7 separate regions of the Mus musculus genome follow, and regions 1, 2, 3, 5, 6 and 7 are each linked to region 4. The links are chromatin loops, found by intact Hi-C in ENCODE. Cell type or tissue: left cerebral cortex. All regions are shown on one strand. Region 1 has its middle 15 kb from the start of Ddx47. Region 2 has its middle 21 kb from the start of Ddx47. Region 3 holds the start of Ddx47 (DEAD box helicase 47). Region 4 overlaps Hebp1 (heme binding protein 1). Region 5 overlaps Emp1 (epithelial membrane protein 1). Region 6 overlaps Fam234b (family with sequence similarity 234, member B). Region 7 has its middle 22 kb from the start of Gprc5a.

The links. A loop is a pair of places that touch in the nucleus more often than their neighbours do. Peaks named below come from ENCODE experiments on the same cell type or tissue, not always from the same donor. Only the 100,000 strongest peaks of a DNase experiment are listed, where the experiment ranks them.
Region 1: it touches region 4 in a loop (8-fold over the local background); 23 of 42 quality-filtered maps call a loop at or near these places.
Region 2: a loop joins it to region 4, with 3 times the contacts of the local background. A loop is called at or near these places in 22 of 42 quality-filtered maps.
Region 3: a loop joins it to region 4, with 4 times the contacts of the local background. A loop is called at or near these places in 22 of 42 quality-filtered maps.
Region 5: a loop joins it to region 4, with 5 times the contacts of the local background. A loop is called at or near these places in 30 of 42 quality-filtered maps.
Region 6: a loop joins it to region 4, with 2.4 times the contacts of the local background. A loop is called at or near these places in 20 of 42 quality-filtered maps.
Region 7: it touches region 4 in a loop (9-fold over the local background); 31 of 42 quality-filtered maps call a loop at or near these places.

The regions. Positions count from the first base shown.
Region 1 is chr6:135,024,398-135,028,397 of GRCm38, reverse strand. No RefSeq gene overlaps it. Among named protein-coding and RNA genes, the nearest start is that of Ddx47, 15 kb to the right of the region's middle. In left cerebral cortex, a CTCF peak has its summit at 2,031 (motif pointing left); DNase peaks (open chromatin) are centred at 2,072 and 3,491.
Region 2 is chr6:135,030,457-135,034,456 of GRCm38, reverse strand. No RefSeq gene overlaps it. Among named protein-coding and RNA genes, the nearest start is that of Ddx47, 21 kb to the right of the region's middle. In left cerebral cortex, no CTCF peak of the experiment used is centred here; no DNase peak of the experiment used is centred here.
Region 3 is chr6:135,009,139-135,013,138 of GRCm38, reverse strand. Ddx47 (DEAD box helicase 47) reads right to left here and starts at 1,527. Exons shown (of 12, transcript NM_026360.3): 1 at 1,411-1,527; 2 at 744-837. The coding sequence starts at 1,497. In left cerebral cortex, a CTCF peak has its summit at 1,608 (motif pointing left); a DNase peak (open chromatin) is centred at 1,573; H3K4me3 peaks cover 1,252 bases; H3K27ac peaks cover 637 bases.
Region 4 is chr6:135,143,011-135,147,010 of GRCm38, reverse strand. All of the region lies in intron 3 of Hebp1 (heme binding protein 1), which reads left to right. Among named protein-coding and RNA genes, the nearest start is that of Gm22881, 3.6 kb to the left of the region's middle. In left cerebral cortex, a CTCF peak has its summit at 2,284 (motif pointing right); a DNase peak (open chromatin) is centred at 2,274; H3K27ac peaks cover 519 bases.
Region 5 is chr6:135,375,479-135,379,478 of GRCm38, reverse strand. Emp1 (epithelial membrane protein 1) reads right to left here. Exons shown (of 5, transcript NM_010128.4): 2 at 2,191-2,301. The coding sequence starts at 2,268. Among named protein-coding and RNA genes, the nearest start is that of Emp1, 15 kb to the right of the region's middle. In left cerebral cortex, a CTCF peak has its summit at 1,536 (motif pointing right); a DNase peak (open chromatin) is centred at 1,540; H3K4me3 peaks cover 304 bases.
Region 6 is chr6:135,230,753-135,234,752 of GRCm38, reverse strand. Fam234b (family with sequence similarity 234, member B) reads right to left here. Exons shown (of 13, transcript NM_028982.4): 11 at 3,015-3,132; 12 at 1,277-1,497; 13 at 1-774. The coding sequence ends at 769. Among named protein-coding and RNA genes, the nearest start is that of Gsg1, 22 kb to the left of the region's middle. In left cerebral cortex, no CTCF peak of the experiment used is centred here; DNase peaks (open chromatin) are centred at 1,791 and 2,108; H3K27ac peaks cover 1,630 bases.
Region 7 is chr6:135,085,594-135,089,593 of GRCm38, reverse strand. No RefSeq gene overlaps it. Among named protein-coding and RNA genes, the nearest start is that of Gprc5a, 22 kb to the right of the region's middle. In left cerebral cortex, a CTCF peak has its summit at 1,679 (motif pointing left); DNase peaks (open chromatin) are centred at 1,396 and 1,670; H3K4me3 peaks cover 247 bases.

The DNA of each region.
Region 1 (4,000 bases), 120 kb after region 4:
CTACACACACTCCTCTTGCCTTGGCTTTCTGAGTACTGGGATTAAAGGACTGAGCTCTCCACCCACTCCCTGAACCCTCATCCTCTGAAATCCACGAAAACCAACAAACGCCAACAGAAGCCTTGGTTCAACTCTATTAGCGGCAACTCTCGGCTCCCTATATGATTCTTGAATCTCCTTGGGAAAATTCAAAGAAGTAAACACAGAATAAGGGGTGACCAAGAAGGAGTATCACAAACAAGCTTTTCAGAAGTTTCCTCAAAAACTGAGTCATGGCCTCCAGCAAGGGAAATGATGGGTGTCAGGACCCAAGAGTGCCAAGACCCAGCAGGCTGGCCACAACCTCATTGTTCGCCATCGTGTGTCTAAAACAACCCTGACTGAGTTAAGAAAAACGTGGCAATCAAGAAAACTTGTCATGGTCTCTGCTCTCTTGACTCACTGAAAATCACAAGGAGAGCATTGGCTTGAAGGTGGCACTGGGTTTAATAGCCTGGACTGGCGAGTTTCTGAGATGTCAGGCAGCAAGGTAGAGTCACCAGAGGACTCATCTTCAGAGAATGGAGGGGAAAGAGCCAGTGTTCAAGGCTGGGAGGTAAAATAATATATATGTACACACACATATCTGTATATATATACTTTTTATAAATTTATAAAGATATATATAAAACACTTTGTCTCTGTTCTGTAACACACTCTCTCTCTCTCTCTCTCTCTCTCTCTCTCTCTCTCTCTCATCTCTATCTCTGGGGTGGTATGGTGTGTGTGGGTATAAGGGTATGTGTTTTGAACATGGGAAGGCTCACTCGTGTGTGTGTGTGTGTGTGTGTGTGTGTGTGTGTGTGTGTGTGTGTGTGTAGGCCAGAGGTCAACATCCAGTGTCTTCCTTGATTGCTCTTCCTATCATATGGGTCTCAAGGACCAAGCTCAGATAGTTAGGCTTGGCAGAAAGCTCCTTTACCCACTAAATCACCCCACAAGCCCACAACCATATTTTTTTGTTTTTGAGACAGAGTTTCTCATTGAACCTAGAGTTCACCAATTGACTACACTGACTGGCTAGAGAGTCCCAGATGTCCAGCCTCCCTTCCCAAGTGCTGTGATCACAGGCACAGGCCACCACACCAACTGTTCATGAGTTCCGGGGATCTGAACTCAGGCCCTCCTACTTGTACAGCAAGCACTTCAGCAGCTGAGACGTCTGTCCAGCCTCTCATTTTCTTTTTAATGCCAGGAATCAAACCCAGAGCCACGTGCATGTAAACACAGCCTTTGCCATTGAGCTATGCCCTCAGGCCCACAGCCCAATATTGCTGACCATCATGCCTGACTGCTGCTATCATTCTTTTGGATGGAGGACAAGTCCCCATCACTTTGGGCCAAAGACAAAAAGAATAAGTGACTCACTAGCTCCCTGGCACCAAGCCATGAGATAACATGGACAAGTGAAAGCTATGGACTGGCCTGGATGAGGGTACAGCAAAACAGAGGGATATATCGTGAAAGAGGATTCAAGACCCTGAACAACTTACTCTCATACACACTGTGCATTGGGAAGGAAATGCCTGTATTCCCAGGCTCCAGACTGGAGGGGGAGAACCAGGAGTTGGTGACCTATCAATACCTAGATAGGCAGGGGAGACTTTAGCACAAATGGAAAGCTAGCACAGATAGGGACCAGGGAACAGAGCAAGGCTGCATTTTATACAGCATTTAGTTCTCCCAGTCCTAGAGTCTGGGTAACCCAGAGATCCCTGCACACAAAAGGCAAGCTCTCTACCTGTGAGGAAACACCCCAGGCCTGGCCTGGCAGTCCTGTTAAAGACTATCACCCTTCAGATACCTATAGGTACTTCTCATACCTGCCCTGATTGCTACCCCTTAGTCACTGCAGGCCACACAAGAGTACACTGTGTGCCCTTTGATTCTGCACTGCACCCCAGTCACTGCTCACTAGTAACTATTTTTTCCCACAGAGGAAGTGAGGGCGAGCATTTCCCCCTTCTGCCATCTACCGGTGAAAACGAAGATGTTCTGTTATCCTCTCTTAATGGTTGCCCATTGGAAACTAAGTTGGCATCTGAAAGCTTATAGGCATAACACTCATTTGTTATGTGGAGCACATTTAAGGAAATGCAATACTGCCACCACTGGCTGATTCCTTTCGTTCAGTAAGTGCTTGTTGAGTGTATAATGTGAAATGCATACAAAAGACACACATACACATCATATAAGGACTGAGATTTGGAATCAAATTTGGTTTTGTTTTTTTGGTTTGTGTATGTGCTTTTGTTTGGGTCTTTTGACCTAAAATTTTTTTGCATCTATTTATCAGAGGTAGGGTGGAAACTATCACAGGATGTTAAGAGATTAAGAGGAAGTTCTGTGAGTCAGTTCTCTCATTATATGAGTCCTGGGGGGATCAATCTCAGGTCCTCAGGTTTAGTAGCAAGTGCCTTTACCTGCTGAGCCACCTCACTGGCTCTGTTTTCCAAAAGATGGGGTTTCCACGTAGCCCAGGCTGGCTCCAAACTACCTACGCAGCTGATGCTGGCCTTGAACTCCTGATCTTCCTGCTTCTTCCTCCTAAAATCTGAGATTACTGGTATCAGATGAACAGATGGCTGTAAGCAGACGAAAGCTCTACCATGGTTTGAGAATGGCCCCCAATGCATGGAGGTGTTTGGGAAGAATTAGGCGGCGTGTCCTTGTTGCAACAGGTGTGTCACTGGAGGTAAACTTGGAGGCTTCGAACGCCCATTCCAGGCCTAATCTCCTTCGTTCTGCCTCCTGTTTGTGGATCAGATCTAAGCACTTAGCTACTGCCATGTTCCCTAGCTTGATGATCATGGCATAATCCCGAAACTATAAGCAAGCCCCCAATAAATGCTTCCTTTTATATGATGTCTCCTCACAGCAACAAAGTCTCTAAGACAAGCTCCAGCGGTATCAACAGGTATGAGGGTCCTACAGACTGTGTGGCCTCCAGCTGAGCATGTTCTTGTCTTCAATCATGGCCCAGAGCTCTTGTCTACTTAGGTGTGACTGTTTGGCGATACTTCCCAGACCTCAAGTTTCTGCAGTTATTTTTAGCTGTAGTTTTAGTGCATTCTTGAGACAGGTGAGGCATAAAGAATGTAGGTGTGGGTCACCCTTGAATCTCCAGTGCTTGGGCTGAGTCTCTTGTCATTCCAGCCCAAGAGTGACTCACACCCTTTTATTATCTGCCCCAAGGCTAGGTTTCACCTCAAGAACTCTGGATTAGAATTGCCACAGCCTAGTCTCTAATTTCTTTTTTGAGGACATGCCTTCTTCATGCTTTGTCACCTGCTTCTGATAAGGTGGATTCCTTCATTTGCTGTAACCAACACCACTGCCCTCTGGTTCTTTCTGGTCCCATTTCCCAGAGCTGAGGCACTTGGCAACTGGCATCAGATGTAGGGGATAGATAGCTCAGAGACAGGAAGCTACTTGGAAAGCTCTCTGGCTCTCATCCAGACATCTGTGAAGAGTCAGGCAAATTCTGGGGTGTTTGTTGCATTTTTATAAGACCAAGAATAATAAAATGATCTAGTTGAGTCTTGGACCCTCAGAGTAACAACTGAGCTACACCTCCAAGCCTGGCACAACGGGTTATGTATATGGACGTACTAGTTCTCCTGTGTGCACCTGTGTGTTCATGTATATGTAGAAGCCAGAGGTCAACGTCTGGCGTCTTCCTCAACCACTCTTTAAATCTCTCCAAAATTATGCATATATCTCAGCTCCATGAACCACTGCTTAGCAGAAGTTCAGGCTGGAACACTCCCCAGATTTTTATTGAGCCCTCAGACACGTCCCCAATCCAATTTTAATTTGCTTCTGAAGTTCTTCACAGGGAGACAATGTTACCCATCAGCTGTCCACTGATGCAAAATAAAGTCACCACCACAGTCACGTTGGAGAAGCCTATCAGGAAAGCATGACTGGTTAGAAAATGAGCCCCAAGGGTGCCCAACTC
Region 2 (4,000 bases), 110 kb after region 4:
ACAAAGGCATTTATCAGAAAGACCTTTGTTGATACAATGGGTTCTGTCTCTGCACAACGTGGCAGGCTTGGATATAGCAGCCTTCTGTGTTTAAGTTTGTCTCGGCCGATGGTCAAGTCTAAAGACACATCCCAGAATGCTCGAGCCTCCATGATGATCTCATTCCATACGTATGGTTTTTATCTTCACTGTTTTAGCTTCTTCCTTCTTCAAGTTAGACATAATCTCAACCTAAATTCAGCCCTACGTCTGCTGGAGCTATTACCTAACCTAAGTATCGGGCTGACTGTGTGCAGCGATGTGCCTTACAAAAATGGCAGACCCCAAAGGCAACGAGTCTGCAGGAAGCCAGGCATGATGGTGCGCATGCGTAGTCCGAGGTTGAAGCGGGATTGCTGCCTCAAGTTTTGAGGCCATCCTCAGGTACATTGCAAGATACTATCAATCAAACAATCAATCACCAATCAATAAACCATCTGCTCTTTGTAGAGTTCTACCATCTTGAGTCAGTTTTGTGGGTTGTAGGCTTTTTGCTGTTGTCTTTTTGAGAGTCAGGGTCTTACCATATAGACCAGGCTAGTCTCAAACTTGCCGTCTTCCTGTCCTCAGCCTCCCTAGTGCTGGGATTACAGGTATGGATCACTATGGCCAGCTTACATTCAAGTTTAGCATGTGAATTTTTATTATAAACTTAGCAGAGTCTGGGTTTCCAAATTTAATATCCTAAATAGCAGTTCACCGGTATCATGATCTTGATTTAAAGGTGGGGGCTGGGGTCTCAGTGATTAAGAGGACTTTATTCTCTTAAAGTGATTAAGAGGACTTTATTCTCTTAAAGAGGACCTGGGTTCAATTCCCAGCAGCCAAATGGTAATTCACAACTGGCTGTAATGCCAGCTTCCGTAAAAAGGGGGAGGGGAGGGGGAGGAGAGGGGGAGGGAGAGGGAGAGAGAGAAGGCATTGAATTTGATCCATCTTCAATAAAAGAAAGAAAAGGGGGGAGAGGAATGGGGAGGGAGGGTGGGAGGCCCATTTTCATAATGTGAACTATGGATGTGGTTGCTGACCACATTAGCCCCCTAAGAGCCACAGCAATGAAGTCAGACAGGTTCTAGGCGGCACCTTCCCCAGGGTTTTTGGGCTCTGAACTCCATTGCACCCAGAAGCTAGTGACTCTGTCTTACCTCTGTGCTTTGTTCAATATTTTGTGCATTTTGGCACGGGATAAAAGTTAAATTGGGAACGCTCCATGTGGCCCCATGGCATTTATTTTGGCTTCCACCTTACAGGATGCATCCTCATCTCAGAGCGGACTCAAAACCCAAGGATAAAAGGGAGATGGAGCCAAGCCACTGGACTTCGGGCTGGCAAAGTTTGACGATAGAAACGGGCATTGTAACTTTATTGTAGAGAGCAATTCCAAGGGAAAGCCAGAGGGTCACGTGGTACAGGCAGACAGCAAATCCAGGCCGAACTTCAATCCCCTCAAGTCTCCAGTTTACAGTGAGTGGAGAGGGAGAGGCTGCCAATTTCACTGAAACTATCAAGTGAGTTTGATTTCGTCTTTTAAAGAGTGTGCTGGGCATGGTGGTTTATGCCGTTAAGCCCTGTATCCAGGAGATAGAGGCGAGCAGATCTCTATAAGTAGCAGGCCAGTCTGTCTGAGAACTACACAGAAAATGGAAAGGAGGAAATTTTAAGAAGTGATAGTACCAGCTGAGTGGTAAAACTGGAGTGGGGTTGGGGCTCAGCACAACTCAGGGAGTAAAAGCAGTTGCTGACCAAGCCTTACAACTGGAGTTGGATCCCTCAGAATCCAAGGTAAAAGGAGACAACAGATCCCTAAAACTTGTTCTTAGATTTGTGCCACAACACGTACATGTACACGGCCTCATATACATGAATGCACATACGTGCGCACATGCACACAGTTACACATACACTTGCACACAAGTACACATGCACACACTTACACACATTCTCATGCATTCTGGTTGGATGTCATCCACTCTGTCCTGCATCAGGCTTGGACTTCAAGGAGTGAGATGTAAAGAAGGCTGTAAGGTGTGCAGAGATTAACCCCACTGACTCCAGAGGAAACAGCTTATCACTTCTAATTACAGTCTCCTTATCAGGGAAGTTCTCCAGGGTGGGTGGTTTAGACTGGCAGCAAAGGTAGAATTATGGAATGGGCCAAGGAGATCATCTTGCAAAAAATATGGCATGCGGGACATCCCTTAAGCTTTGTTGTCATGGTAAGAGTGGGTAGCAAGAAAGGAGACCAAAGCAGGCTCTTTCTTCTTTTCAGTTTTTGTTTTTGTTTGTTTGTTTGTGACAGAGTTTCGCTATGCCCTGGAGCTCATTAGATAGACCAGGCTAGTCCCAAATTCATAGAGATTTGCTTGCCTCAGCCTGCTAGGATTAAAGGCGTGTGCTACACATTTTTGGTTGATTTACTTGTTTATTATTTTTGAAATGGTGCCTGATTAAGCCTTTGCACTTGCAAGCCTACTGCCTCCACCTCTTGAGTAACCAAGATTACAGTCCTGTATCACTAGACCTGACTAGGAATAAACGCTTAGTGTTCACAGCATGGGGGAAACTCAGAATAATAACCTTAGTTAATTATTTAAACATATATGCCATATAATCCCACCACTTAATAACACTCTGAGGATGCAAACTCACATGCTAAGTTGACAAGCCTGTCAAGCCAGGTGTCGTGATGGGCATCTGTTGTTGCAAAAATGTGGGAGGAGGGTCAGAGGTCAAGGTCATCCTCACCTAAATATCAGGTTAAAGGTAAACATAAAAGGCAACCAGTCAGTCTCTGCATGAGCAGATCGAGGTTTCCCAGGAAGAAGTGGGATCGAGAAAGGAAGGAGGAAGGTGTTAAAAGGAACAGAAAGAATCATTTGGGGGGATGGCTCAGCTTCTCAGCATGGAAAGAGGGTCTTAGGTGCATAAGCACATCACATATGCATCAAACTGTACATATTTAATATGTGTAGTTCATGTATGTACTTGAACCCTCAGTAAATATTTAAGAAGTTATGTAATAAAAAAAGAGAAGAGGAGAGATGAAAAGGCAGATTAATTTCCCATGAGAAAAAAAAAATCTACAATGAAAATGGCTAAAATCAAAAACCCTGACAGGAGGCAGCAAAGTGGCTCAGCAGGTAACGGTGCCTGCCAAGCCCGATTTTTTGAGTTTGAGCCTCAGTGTCTCCTACAAGCAGGGATTGGTTCTCTCCCTCCACAGAAGGAACACAGGGATTGAACTCAAATTGTCAGGGGTCCTCAGCAAGCACTTTTACCCACTGAGCTATCTCACCAGCCCTCGAGTCTGTAATTTATAAACTATAAAGCCTCATTAGAATTAAACTTAACCTCAGAACGAAATATAACACGAATCGTTTAAAAGACTTGTCTGCTGGATGTGGTGGCACACTCCCCGGCCCCCGGCCTCCCAGAATCAAAGGGGCTGAAGAATTGTGAACCCAAGGCCATCTATGTCTTCATAAAGAGTTCCAAGGTGAGCCTGGGCTACGAGAGATGAGACCCCGTCTCAATAAATATGCAAACAAGCATATAAGTAAATGGCTGTGTCCAGATTTTCTCTCTGGCCTCCATCCCTATTCAGTGTAACTATTTCTTGTTTAATGTATATGGGTATTTTCCTGTGTGTACATATGTGCACCACATGCATGCCTGGTGGCCATAGAGGCCAGAAGAGAGCATCGGATGGGTCGGATCCCCTGGGGCTGGACTTACAGTCAGTTGTGCCCCACCGTGTGGATGTTGGGAAGTGAACCCAGGTCCTCTGGAAGGGCAGTCATTGTTCCTACCTGCTGAGGCATCTCTCCAGCCCTCAGTGTAACTTTGATTTTCAGCACTAGGGATCGGACACAGGGCTTCACCATGCTAGCTTTACCACTGAGTTACGTCTCTCAACATTTTCACACACTCCCTATTCCTACATATTTATTGTAGTTATTAC
Region 3 (4,000 bases), 130 kb after region 4:
CATTTTTTGGCCCTGGCGTTCCCCTGTACTGGGGCATATAAAGTTTGCCTGTCCAGTGGGCCTCTCTTTCCAGTGATGGCCGACTACGGCATCTTTTGATACATATGCAGCTAGAGTCAAGAGCTCCGGGGTACTGGTTAGTTCATAATGTTGCACCTACAGGGTTGCAGATCTCTTTAGCTCCTTGTATACTTTCTCTAGCTCCTCCATTGGGGGTCCTGTGATCCATCCAATAGCTGACTCTGAGCATCCACCTATGTGTTTGCTAGGCCCCGGCATAGTCTCACAAGAGACGGCTATATCACGGTCCTTGCACCAAACGCTTGCTAGTGTATGCAATGGTGTCATCGTTTGGAGGCTAATTATGGGTCTCTTGATGGTCCATTGTATGGATTCTTAATTCTCATCTCTTAGAGCTAACAGTCAGGATCTGCCATGCAAATTCAGACAGTAGAGTGCTCTAGGGGTTTAAAACTGTCGTCCCACCATTCATTAACGTCAGTGTCTACCTCCCAAATGGTACAGGCTTGTGCCACCGTGATCACACCTGGCTTTATATTTATTTGAAGCAAGGTCTCTGCCTCCTCGGTGTTAAGAACTCAAGTAGTCCTGCCATACCCAGGGAGAGATTATATCTTTATTTCACTTGGAATTTGACAGCAATAGCTCTTAGAAGCAACACAAAAACTGAATATAATGCCACACTGGCTCTGTACTAGCCTGCATATTTAATTCCAACCTACCTTGCAAGGCCAAAGGAATAGCTTCGATCTGGATCTTGGTGGGCTTTGCCCATCCCAACTGGTCACAAGCTTCACACAATACATCCGTAACACCCTTTGAATTCAGAAAACCATACTTTAGCAAAGAATACATCCTCACCTTTATCAGAGCCATCCTCCTGGTGATACGTAGCCCTTTGCACTTTACATAACTGTACATCTCAGACCCTGCTTTATATGAACACTATGGGACAGCGCCTTGAGACAATTTCTCTTCACCAGGGGCTGCTGTCAACTCTTTGCATGTATTATCTCATTTAACCCGTCAAATCAGTTCCGACCAGTGGCTAGCTATTATTCTACCAAGTGCCTCACGTGTATAAAGTGAGGCGCACACCATAACAACTTGCCTCTTGTAAGGAGGTCACGCGTGACCCTAGATAACATAAGGCTCTACAGTAACTGGGGAGAAAAACAAACGGGGGCTCTCACGACCCAGCGGCATCCTACAAGGCAAATGCACCCGAGGGAGCGTGAAGAGACCCCGAGTTTCTGACAGCCTGAAGATAGCATGAGCTAGGCCCCAAGGTGTTTTTACACACCACCGGCTGGGATATGAAGTACCCAAACCCTGGGTGAGCCTAAACGCCAACATCACAAAATAAATACCAGCATCACCCATTCTCACCAGGTCTTTAAATGTTTTCGTTTCCTCCTCTTCCGCAGCTGTCTGAAGGGCTCCAGAGGGGGAATCGGGTTCCTCGTCCGCCGCCATCTTGCTCGTGGGCTCCGGAAGTGGGGCCGAGGCGCAAGGCGTGCTGGGAAATGTAGGCGATTACTTTCCTAGAGTGTAGGTTCTGAACGCCTCCTGCTGGCGGGTCTGGCGTGGCAGCGCCCCACACAGGAGGGACTTGGAAGAACAGCAATGGCTGGAAGCCTGTGTGCCTAAGGAACTGAGACGATCCCTTCTTGCTGCCCTTTGGGTATCTGCCCTATTTTTTATTTTTTTAAATTGGTTTCTTGAGGCAGGATTTCATTCTGCAACTTCGGCCTTCCAGGGCCTTGGCTGTCTTCCCTTTGGCTTATCACTTTTCTAACTATAGAAATGTAAACACATGGACATCACGATACTATTTATTCATTACTTCATATATTTGACAACTGACAGCCTGCCATATGCTTGGACTGTGCTAGGTGTCTAATGATAGAGCAGGACAGTATCAACTTCCACTGCAAAGAGAAGGCAAACAATACATAGGTAATAATGGGCCACTTTGAATTATGAAAAGTGCTACATAAAAATAGGGGAGCAAAGCTTTGGGAGAAAGAATTGTCAGGATTGCTGCAAGACTGAGAAGGTGTCTCTGAGGCAGTGATATTTGAGCTGGGACCTTACTGATACCAGAAAGGCCGTTCTGAGTTCAGGGGACACCTATTCAAGACTGGCAGATCTGAGCCGAGCGTGGTGGCACACGCCTTTAATCCCAGCGCTTGGGAGGCAGAGGCAGGCAGATTTCTGAAACCCTGTCTCGAAAAAACAAACAAACAAACAAAAAACTGGCAGATCTGTGAATACAAAATTCCTGAGACCCGTGAGATATCTGAACTGCCACCACTTAAGCTAGTGAGGTACAATGTATGTTACATGCCCTGTGCCTGCAAGTGTACCCTAGTGGGGAGGCATTGGCATTCTCAATGTGTGGGGCACACTTTCTGAAACTGAGGCATTAGAGACAATCTGCTATGCTTTTCTTCGTGGTATCCCTTTCTCTGGCAGAGTGTGTTGTTAAAATGTGCGCAGCGCATGTCAAACATACCCTTAAGAGTATTTAGGGCTCCAAGTCCTGAGGCTGTTGTGGGAAAGGCCATAGATTTAAATATAATATAACTAAGATTGGGAGTGGTGGCCCATGCCTTTAATCCCATCACTCAGGAGACAGAGGCAGGTGAATCTCTGTGAAGTGGAGGCCTGCCCGGTCTACATAGCAAGTTCCAGAACAGTCAGGGTTACTTGGTAAGACCCTGTTTCAAATATATATTATATGTGTGTTATATTACAAGTGTGTATGGATGGATGTAACAACCTTCTACTAAAACACAGAGAAGCAGAAACTACACTTGAAGAGGTTTGTGATGATTGCCTGTGGAGGGAGGGGAATTAAGATAAAATGCACAAGTCGGAATTCAGAAACAAAATGACAGAAGATAAAAGAATAAATAGAAAAAGCCAAGGGAGGGGACTATGGTGGTACACTCCCTTAATCACAGAGCTTGGGAGGCAGGGGCAGGCAAATCTCTGAGTTCAAGGCTACCCTGGTCTACAGAGTGAGTTCCAGGACACCCAGGGCTATACAGAAAAACCCTGTCTGGAAAAACAAACAAAAACCATTGCTCTCATTCACCATGATGCTGGTCTTCAGAAAAGAAACTGGGAAAGGAGACTGCCTCAGAGACAAGAGGCGGTCTTTGTTTCCCTGACTCTAGAGACAAAATGGATGTTAAGTATGTGCCACCTGGGTGAAGTGAAACTCAGCAAAGCGTTGGGGTTGGAAACCATGGCAGACCAGAGGGATTTCTCTGACTGTTTCTTTATCAGTGGTTCTCAGCCTTCCTGATGCTACGACCCTTTAATACAGTTCCTCCTGTTGTGGTAACCCCAAAACATAAAACTATTTCATTGCTACTTCATAACTGTAATTTCACTACTGTTATGAATTGTAAATATCTGATATGCAGGATATCTGATATGCAGGATATCTGATATGCAGGATATCTGATATGCAGGATATCTGATATGCAGGATATCTGATACGTGACCCCTGTGAGAAGGTCGTTCAACCCAGAGACATAGGGTTGAGAACCACTGCTTTAGAAAGTGATGGGTTTTTTTCTCCGCACATTCCTGAAGAATAGTCTGCGTCCTTTGGTTTGGTTTGTTTGTTTTTCTTACATTTCACTCCAAGTTAAAAAAAGGAAAGCGCCTTCTGTATAAAATAGGCCATCCCAACATGGATTCTACCAGACAGTCATAGCACACGGTTGGCTGGCAGAAAGCCAAAGGCATTCTGGCTCTCTATTTTGCCCTTCCTGTAACTACCTTCTATTTATTTTATTTTACTTTATTTTATTTTATTTTATTTTATTTTCTCCAGCATCTCATGTAGCACAGTATGTTCTGCCTCAAATTCCCTGTGTATCAGAGGCTGACCTTAAGCTCTTGATCCTCCTGCCTCCACCTTCCAAAGGCAGAGAGGACAAGTGTGCACCACCATGCCTGG
Region 4 (4,000 bases):
CACACTAACACGTCCTTTGCCCCTGTGTTGCCTGTAGCCTGTGTTTGGTACTAGAGATGCATTCAGACTGAGGCTTTCAGGTTTGAACCAAGAATCTTTCCTTGCTGTTGAGTCCCACTAGGGACTCCTGTGTCTCTTGGCGCTGAGGCCTGGTAGGGGCTTCTGCGTCTGCTAAGCTCTGCTCCTGTGGAGTTGGCTGGTAAGCTGAGGATGTTCCTGCTTACGTGCCTGTCTCATGGGAGCTCATCAAATGATAGTGTCCTCTGTGTTTGCATCATCCTTCATCAGTTGGCATACTTCAACAAACACAAATCTCGCCTCTTCTCTCAGTTTTACAAAGGTAGAAGCACACAGAGAGAGCAGGAGGCATGGCTCTTTTCCTCTGCTAGTTTTTAGGATTATTGGTTTCTTCCCTTGGTGTCTTCCAAAGGCGGCGATCTTCCTCTCTGGCTTGTTTTGCTTTGGTTTGGTTTTGGTTTTGTTTATGGTTGGTTGCTTGCTTGGTTTAGGTGTTTTGGTTTGTTTTTTACTATCAACAGAAGCACGACTCTGAATATGCTGGCTGCATTGCACTGTTTCGAGCTTGTTCTTTGGGTTTTGTTGTTGTTATTTTGTTCTTCCATTTATCTTTTCTTGGCCTTAAGAAAATCTATTTATGTGGTGCGGTTATAAATACAGGTCTGGGTATGCCATGAAGAGGGTGTGAAGGTCAGAGGGCAGCTTTGGGTGCTAGGCCTCTGTGGTCTCTTTGTTTGAGACAGACCCTCTGTTCCTTGTCCGCTGTCTCCCATCTCCACTTCCTATCACCCCAATAGAGTGCTGACATTACAGATGCTTTGCCTATGTGTCTGGCTTTTATTGTGGGTACTCCAAGTTCAAACGCAGGATCACACGCATGCACTTTTACTTTTGCACCAAGTCATTTCCCCAGCCCCTTCCTCCCTTTTCGAGACAGGGTCTCAGAATCCCACCCTGGCCTCACACTCACTGTGTAGCATGGTCCCCATGCCTCCACCCTCTGAGATCTGGGATTACAGGTGAGCACTAGTGAACCAGGATCTGAGGTTTTTATTCTCTCTGATGCACATATTGTGCCATTTAGGACCAGTAGGAGCCACATTGGTTTCCCATTGATCTCTCAATCTGTTGACACACCTCTCGCCTGCTTTGGCATCTTCCTTATTTTCAAACACATCTTAACATTTCCTGCTCTCAAGCTAGAGTTAACCATTCCTCTAAGACCTGGTTCTTTATGATGAAAAAGGACACCTCAATAAAGGGTAGATTAGGACCAGAGAGATGGCTCAGTAGCTATAAGCGTTAGCCACACAAGCCTGGGAACCTAAGTTCAGTTCCCAGAATCCACATAAAAACACAGATGCAGATCATGTATCTGTGTTCTCAGCCCCCAGTGGTGAGATGGAGCTGGGGACAGGAGAATCATCTGGAAGCTCATAGTCCAGCCTGGGGTACACAGTGAAGTAGCACAAACGAGAGACCCCTGCCTCCACAAAATGGAGGGAGAGAACCAGTTCCCCAGGTTGTCCTCTGGCCTTCACATGTGCACCATGGCACATGCAAGCGTGCACACACACATGCACAACATTCATTAATAAATAAATGTTAAAGGATCGACTAAGGGGCTAGAGAGACGGGTCAGTGGATAGCCTTGTAAACCAGAGGACCTGAGTGTGGATCCTCAGCAGTATGTGAAAAAGAAAAGGCCAGGTGCAGCAATCTGCATGGCCGATCCCAGTGTCAGGGAAGCAGAGACAGGAAGACGGGGGCCCATTGGCCAGGCAGTATAGCAAAATCAGCGAGCCCTGGGTATAGTGAGAGACATCGCAAAAAATAAGATGGAGAGAAATAAGGAAGACACCAGTGTCAACCTCTGGTCTTCACACATGCATGCGTGCACACCACTATATACATGCATGAGCACACAGGGAGCATATATACACACTACACGTAACACACACATAAAGTGAATCCATGGAAGAAAGGGTGGGAGGAAGGGATGGGGAAGGGAACGGAGGAACCATTTGATGAAATCTAAATACACACACATCTACACATCTACAAGCCTAGCACACGGGGAGCTAGACTAGGAAGATGGTGAATTTGAGGCTAGCCTGGGCACATAGGGAAGCCTTGACAAGAACAAACACAAACAAAATGTAGAAGAACCAAATACTGTCTTTATTCAGCCTTGCTCCGTGGGTGAATGTTTTATAACTGAACATCTCATCCTAACTTCCCTTGAGCTTATTCCCCGGGTTGGCCACACGGTGTCACCACAAGTCAAATGTGCAGTTACAGCACTTGGCTCCTGAGTGTCATTGAAAACAAGGTTGGTAACAGAAGGGATCTGTATTTCAAGGAATACAGTGAGAATGCTTGATGGATAAATTCTTTTTCTGCAGCCTAAGAGATGTCTACAGAGAGATTGTACATTAATTAGCAGGACTGTTTAGATAAATAAAATGCCTTAGGGAAAAAAAGATAACACTACCTGAATAGGTCATGTTGTTGTTGCTGCTGCTGCTGCTGCTGCTACTGTTGTTGTTTTAAGTCGTTGTTTGAGACAGGATCTTACTATGTAGCCCTGGCTAGCCTGAAACTCACTGTGTAGGCCAGGCTGACCTGGAATATACAAGAGCTCTGCTGGGATTAAAACTATGCTCCACTGTATATGTATGTATACATCATATACATATACATATACATATACATATACATATACATATACATATACATACACACACACATTTATTTGGTGTGTACATGATGGGGTCAGAATTCAACTTTTAGGAAATGGTTCTCTCTTCCCATCATGTGAGTACCGGGGCTTAAACTCAGGTCTTCTGGCTTGGCAGCAAGCACCTTTACCAGCTGTGCCATCTCACAGGCCCTATGTGAATACCTTGGGGAATAGGATTTTCCTTACACTAAGGCTCGAGGTGATCTTCCAAATGACTGTCCTTCTTTTGCCCACCGAGGTGAGAACTCAGCCCCCACAACTGGATTCTCAGCAGAGACTGGCAATAGATCGTCGAGACTGAGTGATTTAAGGGAGACCGCTGCCGTTTTAATGTAATGACATGTTTGTGGAAGGAAGAGTCGAAGCCAGGGATGGTGCCTCGTGCTGGTAACTCAGCAGTAAGGATCCAGAGGCAGGAGATCCGCCATGAATCTGAAGCCAGCTAGGGCTTCCTATAGTAAGCTCGTAGTATGTGTATCAGTCCAGCCTGGGCTACAGAATGAGACACTATCTCCAAAAATAAAAAAAGGAAAGACTAGAAGGTGGAAGGGCAAGGGGCGTGGCTCAGAGACAGAGAGCTTACTTCGAATGTGCAGGGTCTTTGATTTGCTCCCAAGCAAACCAAACAATGAAGAGAGAGGGAGCTGAGAGCCAGGGCCATGACAGTCAACTTGATGGCATATGACTCATACGGCTTCCATGTCTGTGAGACAGAGATAACAATGCCTAGTTTGTCATAAGGATGAGATAGGATCATATATGTAAATGCCCACTCATCTCCAGGTATGTTGTATTTCCATCTGCCCATATAATCTCGGTATGCTGGACATGACCACTAACGCTGGTGGCCAGGACACCACAGAGCAGAGGTTCTCTACCCTCTTATAGCTCTGGGCTCTGTGCTCAAGGATGTTCCACCCAGTCAGCTCTTGCACTTGTTCAGTAGACATCAATGAGACGCCATCTTCCCTGTGGAATTGAGATGGGCAGTTACTCTAGTTTGGTGCATAGCTGCTGTGTGTGTAGCCGGTTAGTTTTCTCAGCTTGGCACAATCTAAAGTTGCCTGGTGTCTTAGTTGGGGTTACCGTTGCTGTGATGAAACACCGTGACTGAAACCAAGTTGGGGAGGGAAAGGTGTCTTTGGTTTAAGCTTCTGCATTGTAGTCCATCATTGAAGGAAGTCAGAACAGGAACTCAAGCAGGGCAGGAACCTGGAGGCAGGAGCTGATGCAGAGGCC
Region 5 (4,000 bases), 230 kb before region 4:
TGTAAATAACTCAGGAGGCTCCGGAATTAAAGCTTCCACTCAGATAGCAACTTTGAGACCAATGTAGACTACATGAGACTCCGTCTCAAAACGCAAAAACAGAAACAAAAATGTCTGGGGATCTTAAAACGGCTTAGCAATTAAGAACATTTATAGTTCTTACAAGAGGACTAGAGTGCGGGTCTCAGCGCCTCCACTAGGAGACTCACAACCATGTGTAACTCCAGCCTCAGGGAATCCAACATCTTCTTCACTGGCACTTGTATGTGCATATCCACACACATAGACATACTTTTAAAAATAAATCTTTAAAGAACAACAACAACAAAAAAAAAGATAAGGGAAAACGTCCAGCTGGAAACAACAAAGAAACAGAGGACTACTGCGGAGACAAGAATGAACCTGGGGCCCACAGGCAACCTTCCTCTATACAGAAGGGTCAGATGCAGACCATTAGAACATGCAAAGTCATTCCATGTCAAAATGCAGCATCAAGGGCTCCAAGGCAGAGGCAGCTAAAAGCACAAGGTGTGGCCAAAATGCACATCCCCAGGTTCTCCATCCCTTCTTGCCTGGACCAAGAAAAACAATTCCCTTCTGGAACAGAAGATAATTCTGTCTACACATGCGCAAACCGTGCTGAAACAGGAATCCCTAGCATACCTAATCACCTGATCTCTCAGCCCCCACATCAGAGCTGGTACTGGGTGAATAGGAAGCACATGGTAGCTCTTAATACAGTTTGACGTTTACCACCACACTGTTATCCTGTGAGGATTAGGAGTCTGCTTATAGAATGGCCAAATTACAAGCCTACAGGAGACAGGTTGGGCAGGGGTTATGTCCTATTTCATAACACTTAAACTGGCCTAGCTTGTATTTACACTCTGATGTTTGCAAAACCCCTTCTGTCTGGACTTTAAGACCTATTCACCCTTGTCAATCAACAGAGGAACCCGCCTTTAATACCAGCACTTGGGAAGCTGAGGCAGGCAGATCTCTTAAGATCCAAGCCAGTCTGGTCTACATAGTGAGTTCCAGGACAGCCAGGGCTACACAAATGAACTCTATCTGGAAAACAAAACAAAGCAAACCTTATTCACCCTTTAACCACAGCAAGGACTGTAGTCCACCCTGGAGCACTGTTTGTGTGTCTAATGATTGGCTGTCTTAACTTTAATGTTGTTGGTTGTTGTTGTTGTTTTGGTTGGTTTGGGGTTTTTGGATTTTTGGGTTTTTTTTTTCTTTCGAGCAGGGTTTCTCTCTGTAGTTTTCTGGCTATACTGAAACTTGCTACATAGACCCGGCTGACCTTTACTCACTGCCTCCCAAGTGGTACTAAAGGCGGAAGCCAACACACCCGGCAAAATGTGTAGCTCTGGCTGGCCTCAAACTCATGGTCCTCTCTCTTGCCTCTGCCTTCTTCATGCAAATCCTACCATCACAATGGGCTAGCTGGCTGCCTTGACTTCTAAGTTCAAGAAACTGGCTCATTTTGTCTAAGACAATACAAAGTGGGTGCTAAAAATGACCACTAGGGGTCAGAGTAGCCCCGGGTTCCGAGAGCAAAGACAGACTAGCGATCTCCGTAGAAGATCGTTTTATTTGATTCACGGGACACCAAGTTAATCCTACCAAATTCCATTTCACACACCTATTTCCACACAAAACTTGAATTTGTCAACCTCATAACCAAAGCAGTGTCCTTATTCTCTGATGTCTATCTATCTATCAGGAATCTGCGATCTAGCGCATGAGCAGATATTGTTAACCTGAGCACAGGGAGAGTCTGTCCCACGAGGGCGTCTTTGCCCTTCTGCCTGAACTGCACTTCTATTTTCTTCTACTTCCTCCTCTAGAGGAGACACGCCCATCCTCCAAACGCACCTCAGTGTCCACCTCCCGTGGAGAGGATTCTTCTCAAAGCTGAACCTCCCAACACCCCTAGAGGAATCACTTGTGGACTCTCGCCTTTTACACTTTGGTTATTTCTTCCCGATCTATGAGTATGTGTTTGTTTGTTTGTTTGTTTGTTTGTTTGTTTGTTTTCCCCTCACAGCTATTCAAGAAGTTCTCTGCTCTGTGATTTAACACTCCCAGCTCCCGTTTTTGTTTGTTTGTTTTTTAACCTTTTACCAAACTATTCCTAAGATCCTTCCTGGGATGAGGAAACAGGGGGCTGGGACTCACGTTGGCAATGGTGGAGACAAACAGCATAATGGCAGTGGCAATGTGGACCACAAAGAGACCAGCCAGTAGCACCAACATCTTGGCTTTTTGGTGACTTCTGAGTAGAGAATTCTGAAAACAAAAGACGGGGGAGACAGAAAGGTTATTGTCACAGTCAGTAAGACGCATCCCACCTTCTCATTTCAGGATCTCTGTTGACACAAGAAAGTGTGACAATTTTTAAAATTTAAAATTACATCAAAATGTTCTAAAACCTGATTGATACACATACCCAAATGCTTACTCATCTGTGTATAGACAAGTACTTCTGTTTTGCTCCCACATGTTTATAGATTCATCTCTTTAATATAATGAATATTCTACAGATATAATGAGTATAATTACAGAATATAATATTCATTATATTAAGAAGCGCATGGTATGCTTTATAGCAGCTGCTAATGTTTTGTTTGTGATTGACAGGCCAAAAATGTCAGGCTTTGAGTTTTTGGAAGATTTTTGTCACCTCCAGAACTCTGCAGCAGCATGCATGCCCGGTTTCCATTTGCATGAGGAAAGCATCAGTGCTCCAGCAAAATGCTCACCCAGCAAACTGAATAGAAACAATGAGTTCTGCAGCACACGCCACTATTACTCAACGGCCATAGAGCAAATTGGCTACTAATTTGATCCCGGATGAGACGTAAAATAAGAGAGACACAACTTCTGTTATTACAGTGCTCTTTGGCACCCAATAGTGTGACAACCTAATTACTGGGTAATGGCCCGGCCACTTACTGATTTAGCATTCCAGACTAATATTTGCAACACCTGAGCCTTTGGCCCTGCGTGCCTCTTGGTGGGGATGCTGTTATGGGTCTAGGGCGATGTTAGATTTCCTGCGGTTCAACATGACAGCTCTGGGGCTCCAGAAGTGTAAAGCTTGAGATAACACCAGATGTGCTTTTTGCTGGTGTGTGGTGTTTATGCAACTTCAGTCATTCAAGACCCATCCCCAAAGACAAACAGATGTATGAATCACCCTTCGGAAGAGTTGAACTAATATAAATTAACAATGTGCATGGATAAACAAAAGTTCTCAGCCACAATCTCAACAGAGACCACTGATCATAAAATCTAGAAGCTAAAGGAAGCGTAAGAGGGCACACATGGGGCAGCCGTGCATACCCTCTGTGTCACACCTATGACAGATGCAGAGTCAGCTCAGAGAGACATCAAAGGGAAAGGACTTGGAGGTGGGGGAGGTATTCACCCTCTAGGCAGGGAGTGTGTGAGGATGCACCAACCATAGAGGAGATGCTGTGTGCATCCTGCAATTGCTTGTTCCCCACCCCCCTCCACCTGATTTAATTGATGCTTTGTCTGTGCCTAAGCCACTTTCAAGCTACACTAGGTATTTATTAGAACACCGATACTATCATTATTCTGACATTCTGCGTGTCTTTTATCTCCTCTCGCTTTCTCATTAGCTACTCAAAACCAAACGTGATCTACTGCACGCCTGGGTTCTTGGCTCTTTGTACACACTGGTTTCTACTCTCCAAAAAAAATCCTCTTCCCCACTGGCTGCTTCCCTCCAACGGTGAGGGAGGCAGGCAGAGAATGTTCTCAATTTAACTGTGAATGGCAAAACCCGATGCCATTTTCCTGCTGCCTCTGGGGAGAGCCTGTGAATCCTCTCTCCCAACTTTCAAGTTCACTGCTGCTTTTCTGTGGTTCTCGCCTACCTCCGTAACTTCCCCCTTGGCTTTCATGTGTGGAGAAAAGGATTTGTTTTACTGTTTTGTTTTTTGAGTTAGAAGTTGACTTA
Region 6 (4,000 bases), 88 kb before region 4:
CCATTGCTGCAGAATCAAAGATCACAGCTGCAGAGCCATCAAAGCTCTAAGGGCTTGGCACAAGGCCCTGGTCCGAGGCACCCTTGCTCTCTCTGTGATAGAAGCGTGTCTGCACTCTGCGGGTGGAGAGTCTAGGAGACAGACAGATGAGCACACAGGATAACGAGCCCCCAGCACAACCTCCAGTGTTCCTCACTGCTGTGGAAAGGAACCACAGTATAGGCGGGCAGAGGGAAAACAGTGGTGCGCGACCCTCAGGACCAGAGATAGGCCATCCAGCCGCATCAAGATGGCCAAGCCAGATGAACTTCACCAGGACAGGAAACGGAATCCCTGAAGCTTGGGGCATATCTCAAGAATAATTGTTACAACACTGGGCACACACACACATACAGAGACACACACACATACACAGAGAGACACACAGGGCCTAAGGCAAAACAACATATATCCTGCTTGTAGGTCACTGGCTTTCCCCACAAGGGTTTATAAATTAAAGGTACAAAAAAAAATTAAAACAGCTATAAGATTCACATTTCCAAAGTATCCACACAGAGTTCTCGGGAGAAGGGGTTAGCGTGGGGACGGAAAGGTCGTGAGGTTCCCCAGCTAAGCGGACCATGCTACATCTCAGCTTCAACACGCTGCCGCAGGACAGTGATCCCAAGTGCTGCACAACCCTGAAGTCATCCTCTCTCAAGAGAACTGATGCAGGAGAGACAGGAGCCAGTCCGTCAAGTTGTTCTGAATCCGGAGAATTCCGTTGCACTAGATCTGTAGGGAAGGGGCCATTATTACCCTCTTTAAATGGGATTTCCAAAGCAATGGGAAATCTAAACATGGGAATGTTTCTTCCTTTCCCGGTCTTGTGGTTTAGTTCCAACAGTTTGTGAGTCCCAGGGACTTGGTCCTTCTCAATGACCAAGCTCTTCAACTTTAAACTTGTCCCAGATATTTTTTTAAGGGAAAGGGCTGGTGTTCTCAGCAAGGTAACTGTGTAGTATATAGTTTCTGTAAACCAAAGTTGCATAGACTTGAACATCATTGGTACCCTACCAGGAAGATCTACCCCATCCAGTCATTGGGATGGAAAAACACACACACACACACACAATGCTACATTTCTAAATACCTGAACATCCTACACAGAAGAAAACTAATTTCTAGAACTGTCCACTGATCACTAAACATGTGTCAGGATATGTGTGAGCCTTACACATAGATGTGATTTTAAAAAAAGAATTTTATTTTTAACTAAAAAGTAAAATCTAGTTACCTGGTAGGGAGAATCAACAAACTTTATCCTAGACAGGAATCTTCGCAGTTCCCCACGGCCAATTTTAGGGGTGGTCTCCTTCAGCTGGACCATCTGGCCTTCCATGAGTGCCCAGCGCAGGCTAAGCTTGCTGACCACCAGAGAGGTAGGGTGTCCTTCAGGGCTCATCCCTGTTGTCCTGGTGACATAAAAGGCATCTTTCCAGATGTCGTTGATTCCAACTGAGGAAGGACAAAGACAAGAAGCGGTTAGCGAGAGAGGAGTGGTTCCGTCCAGCAGTGCAGGTCATCATCACGAGCATTTATATGACAGGCACAAGGTCCTACACTCGACTCCCTGCCTTGTCTTTAAAATAGGAATCAGCCGTGCTTGTCTGAAAGGGACATGAGGTTCTTTTTTCCATACAGAGCTTTATTCACTTTATTCAGGCTCACTGGCACCTCCCCTTAACACGCTGTCACTGTGAGCTTCAAACCCAGCCAGCGTTCCTCCACCCCGTTGCTTCGGCTCACTCTGTCTCTTCCTCTGGAGCCACTCTCCTCTCCTCCTCTGCCCAGGGTTTCGGGTAACCATGGTGCTTTACTCTGGAGGACACATAGATGACCAGTATTGTCCTAGCTTGGAAAGCAGCCTTGAACTGGCTCTGTAGCCAAGGAGAAATGAGTTCTCCTGCCTCTACCTCCCCAGTGGTGGGATCAAACCCTGGGCCCCTTGCATTGCTAGGCAAGCACTCTGCCAAGTGTGCTACATCCCCAGCCCGTGGGATTCTTATTTACCATGCTTTATGCAGAAGATGCAAACCAGCTTATTTATATCTCTTACATGGTTCCACAAGCTGACGCCCACCCACTTCCTAACCAGTTGACAGCCTGCACATTCCAGATCAGCTTTTCTGTCCCACGAAGCTCAGGGCATAGAGGACAGGCAGTACTGCTTCACTTCAAGGCGAAGCACTACAAGGAGCAAGTCTACCAGAGGCAACAGTGTGGAAAGGCACAGAGGAGTCAGGTGTAAGGGTGCATACCTGCAATCAAGCACTTGGGAGATAAAGGCAGGAGGGTCGAGGGTTCAAGGCCATCCTCAACTACAGAGCCAGTTTGAGGTCAGCCTGGTCTATATGAGACCTGTCTAACTGTCCCCTCCCCAGCTGGAAGAGAAAGACAGCAGGGAGCTGTGGCTAGACTGGTCTCCCTCCTTGCCCAGCTGAGACTAGCAGACAGTAGTGGCTCAGTTTCCAGGGCTGTGGGTCCCTGAATGGAGTAATTCTAGGATATGCTCTCTAGTCCGCTTTAGAGTTTACTTAGATGCACATGAAGAAGAAGACTCCCCAGCGTTCAGAGTGGTCAGGTTACGGGCGATAACTCTCCTCTGCTTGGTTCTTCTGTTGACTCAGATTTTGACACAATGTGTTTAATATTCACAGAAGTAATAGCTAAATCAATTCCCTAGAAGTAACATTTCTCCATTATAGCCCATACAGTTAACTGCCAATCCTAAACCCCTACAGACGCCTGGCACACAGCGGAGTCCTGGAATGAGGGTACACTTCCCCTCAGCTCTCAGCACATCCACAGAATATGTATTCTCACCCCAGAACTCCGAGAAAGCTCCCCAGCAGTGCCCTGGTTCCAGGGACACCACGGGAAATGATGCTACTGCCTCCTGAAATGCCTTTATCCTTCCCTTGGTGAGCAAGGGTATCACTCAGCCAGGACACTCTTGTGTCACAGGGACTCACCCTCCGAAGCTGTCACTATGCCAGTGGTGTTGCTCAGGTCCAGGAGGATGGAGGGGAAGGCTGGGTGCAGGAGGTAAAGGTGGTAAAGGCCAGGAGGCTCCGCTCCTGAGCTGTCGTCCTGGCAACAGTCACAGAAAAGGAAAACATGGTGACTACACTGGGAACACAGGACACTGTCAGGGGAAGGAGTGGAGCAAAGTTCCGGCCAGACCCTCTCCTGTTCCCAGCTACAGGGACCATACGATTTCACAGAAGCCAAAGCGCAGGTTTATTCCTGACTCTAAACCATTATCCATAGCCAACAATATATAAGGGAGAAAGAGAAGGGAAAAATGAAGGGGTGAGAAAGGGAAATGGGCAAGGAGGGAGGAAGGGAGGGAGGGAGGGAGGGAGGGAGGGAGGGAGGGAGGGAGGGAGGGAGGGAGGGGAAGACAAGGAGGAGGAAGGGAGGTGGAGGGGAGCAGGGGAAGGAGGAGAGGAAGGAAGAGAGGGAGGGAGGGAGGGAGGGAGGGAGGGAGGGAGGGAGGGAGGGAGGAAGGGAGGGAGGGAGGGAGGGAGGGAGGTGGAGGGGAGCAGAGGAAGGAGGAGGGGAAGGAAGAGCGGAGAAGGAGGAGGGGGGGTAAGGGAGAGAATGCTTGCACATGTAAGCAGAAAGGAGGGAGGCAGGGGATAGAATGCAGAGAGGAGAGAGGAGGAAGTCTGTGGAGACGCCTATCTGCAACCTATGGCAGAGCTGGGATTCCCATTCATTCATCCTTACAGCAGGTGAGGCTCTGCAGAGAGAAACGCTATTTCTCAACGGTAGCCAAATATATTTCCTTTCCTTGGATGCCAGACTAACTGCAAGGGGCTGAGGCATAACCAACCCCACAGTGGTCTTGCCTGGCTTGTACAAAGACCTGTGTTTGATGACGGTGGCAAGCACCGGGGTAAATACTGGAAACACCTGACAGTCCCTCAGGGGACCAGACTGACTCAACTGAAGA
Region 7 (4,000 bases), 57 kb after region 4:
GAATGGGCAACTCTGTAGGTATTTGGGGAGTTGCAGGGTCAGGCACCAGTGACTTGCTACCCAAACCCAGCCATCTATGGAACATCAGCAGAATCCAGGGAGGCCAAAGCATTATCTGCCCTGAAGACAAAGGGTTCTAGAGCCAGACATGCAGATGCAGGCCTGTAAGGGATACCTGGGAGGCCGGAACAGGAGTCCTGAGAGTGAAAGGCCAGCCTGGGATATGTAGTACCAGGCTAGCCTGGGATACAGCATCAAACCCTGCCTCACACCTGGCTCAGTAAGTAAGTATGCTTGCTATGCAAGCATGAGAACTTATGTTCAAATACCCAAGACCCAAGTAAAACATTGTGGTTACACATGTACCTGTAGCCTCTGCCTTGTCAGGGAAGATCGCCAGGGCTTGCTAGCCTAGCTCTAGCTACAGTGAGAGACCCTGTCTCCAAGAAATAAGGCAGAGGGTGATAGAACAGAAACACTCAGTGTCTCCTTCTGACCTCCATACATGCATATAGGTAGAGGTTCACACACACACACACACACACACATTCCAAAAGCAAGCCAGACATGGTGCTATATACACCTGTGGTCCTACTTCTTGGGAGGCGGAGGTAGAAGGACCTTGCCTACAAAGTGACTTTGAGGCTAACACAAGCTATATAAGATCCTGTCAGAGAGAGGGGGGGGGGGCTCAAGAGCTAAGAACACTGGCTATTCTCACAGAAGACCTGAGTTCCGTTCCCAGCATTCACAAGGCAGCTTACAACTGGTTGTAATTCACCCCTAAAGGACCGGTCCCTTTCTTTCCCTGAGGGCATACATGTGATACACGTACACAGATAAAAGCACGCATATAATAAAACCTTTCATGTAAAAGAAGGAAAAGAAAAGGAAACAGGCAATAGCTCAGCAGGGAGAGATGCAAGTCTGGGCCTGACTTCAGTCTCTAGAACCTGTGTGGTGGGAAGAGAGAAGTGACCTCTACACACATGCACAGGAACCCACACATAATTAATTAATTAGTTAATTAATTGATTGATTAATTAATTGATTGATTAATTAATTAGTTAAAATGTTTAACACACAAAGACAGCAACCTACAAGCTAAAGTCCAGATTCCCCGGTGCTCAGAGGTAAACAGTTAGGATTTTCTGAAGCAACGCTCCATTTGAGGCTGAGGCTGGGATATCAGTGACCATGCAAAACCCTGGCAGCAACAAAAGAAAGTAGTCAGGAAATCAAAAAAGCCCAACAGGGCATTCAGTGCTCAGCAACAGTAAGCCCAGAACGGAAGGAAACACGGAGCGAGTGGGAGGGCGGAGGGGGCTCCTGGATCTCCAGGGCCAGCTTGTACTTCTGGTTTTGACCGAGAGCCAATGTTCTCACCACATAAATACCAGATGACATTCATAAGATCAGTCCGTGAGACGTTACATGTAATGATGCCAGGTTGCGTGCAAACGGGCTGGGAAACCTTGGAGAAGTTCACACACAAAAAAAATAAGGGCAAAGGAGACGGGAAGTGGCTTTAAAGGTTAGGGGAAGGGGCAGCTCTGAGGCACGCCTCCCTCGGTCCTGCTCACAATCTTGTGCCCTCAACCAGAATGGGGCCTTAAGCCAGGAGATGCTGTATTTAGGCTCCCCAGGGTTGAACGCTGAGGTCTTCCTGCCATCTAGTGGAGAAGCCGGGTATGGCAACTTTGGTTCGGAAAGGTGGGACCCTAAGTCTATTTCACACGTGATTAAAAAAAAGAGAGAAGGCTGCTGGGCTTGCGCATTGATTCATCATTAACCGTTTAGTTCAAAGAGTGGCACTTTGCCTCCAGACATCAATCAACTGACACTGGCCAAGGGCCAGCCTGGACTGAGTCTTCGCATTCTACTTTCCTATGGGCGGAGATGAGATTGAAGTCCTCTTCCGTATAGTAATTCTCAAACGTGGAACTTCTAGCCCTTGACGCAAAGAGCTTATAAATGAACAGAAGTGACAACGGGCCATGGGAAAGACCAGCACTTTGCAGAGGCAGTCTTCTGTTACCAGAAAGGGCACGCACTCAGAATGTTGTGACCATCTTTCCACTTGGGGGACCATTTAATCTCTTGGCCAAAGCTCTCCAGAGACAGAGATGGTGCCATTCCCAGGTCCTCCTCGGTGTCTCAACAGCCATAGGTATAGAAACCCTGGCAACGGGCTGGTGAGATGGCTCAGTGGGTTAGAGCACCCGACTGCTCTTCCGAAGGTCCAGAGTTCAAATCCCAGCAACCACATGGTGGCTCACAACCATCCGTAACGAGATCTGACTCCCTCTTCTGGTGTGTCTGAAGACAGCTACAGTGTACTTACATATAATAAATAAATAAATCTTAAAAAAAAAAGAAAAAAAAAAAAAGAAAGAAACCCTGGCAAGGCTCCTCCCTTAACGACAAGATGGGCCCAGAACATTCTATGCCCTTCAGGGGAGGTGGGAGCAGAATGGCCATACCAGCCTCAGCTTCATAGGGTTGGAGGCCACCCTAGGCTCCATGAGACTTTGTCTCAAGAGACATACCTTTAGTCCCAGAGTTCAGGAGACAGAGGCAAGCATATCCCCTTGAGTTTGAGGCCCCCATACAGAGCTAAACACTATCCCCAAAAAGGAGGAGCAGGTAGCAGGTCTTCAGTCTCCTTATCCAGAGGTAATCTGATACCTTCCAGTGAAGAACGAAGAACGGAAGACCTAAGAGCCCGGAAGTTGCTAGTCACGATGACCTTAATTCCCAGTTAGCAGACTGAGGCAGGATGGCCACAAGCCAACGTGGGCTACATGGTGAATTCCAAGTCATCTTGGGCCAGAGAGAGAGAGGAATACACAAGCCTTGCAGGGTCTGTCTCTCTGTCTCTGTCTGTCTCTCTCTGTCTCTGTCTCTGTCTCTGTCTCTCTCTCTCTCTCACACACACACACACACACATACACACACACATCTATCTGCAGTCCTGCTAGGCACACCAACTCCATACAAACTCAGACACAATCCAAAACGCTTCAGGAGGCTACGTGCTTGGCCTGCCCTGGTGGATGGTGCACATAGAGTCATAAGGTCAGAAGCTTCTCCCATGGCTAGCCTGTAGATCTCATCTGTATCCTTTGCAGCAGCCTTTATAACAAATGCAGAGACATTTCCCCGACTCCTGGGAGTCAGTCCTGACAGGAAAGGGTGAGAACACCCAGTTTATAGCAGAGAAATTAGAAACACAGATCTAGCACCCAGGGACCAGACTGATAAACAAGTGATGGTGATCCGTTTGGAATTCTGGGCTCTCTCAATCCATGGGATGTGATATTGTCTCCAGGTAGATGGTGTAAGATTTGAGTTAAATCACAGGTCACTTCCCGGGCTTCCACTGTGATACTGCTGGCTTGATGGTGCAGAGGAAGATCCACACCTTTTGAATTCAGAGCTCCATTGTGTTGATTTTTGTGTTGTGAGATTAAAACATGAATATACATTTAGTGAGGAGTCATGGCACAGGGTCCTTACACTGTAGCCTAAGCTGGGTCTTAAAATCATGGTAGTCTCCCTACCTCAGCCTCCAGAGCATTAGAAAAGTGAGAGCCACCATGCCTGGCTAGGAACATCATGTGTTTAAATACTTGGCCATAGGGAGTGGCACTATTAGGAGGTGTGGCCCTGTTGCAGTAAGCAAGGCCTTGGAGGAAGTGTTTTGCTGTGGGGGTAGGCTTTGAAGTCACCTATGCTCAAGCTACAGCCAGTGTGGCAGACCATCTCCTGCTGCCTCCGGATGGAGATGTAAAACTCTCAGCTTGTTCTCCAGCACCATGTCTGCCTGCACACTGCCATGTTTCTCTGCCATGATAATAATTGATTGAATCTGGGCTGGTGAGATGGCTCAGTGGGTAAGAGCACCCGGTTGCTCTTCCGAAGGTCCAGAGTTCAAATCCCAGCAACCACATGGTGGCTCACAACCATCCCCAACAAGATCTGACTCCCTCTTCTGGAG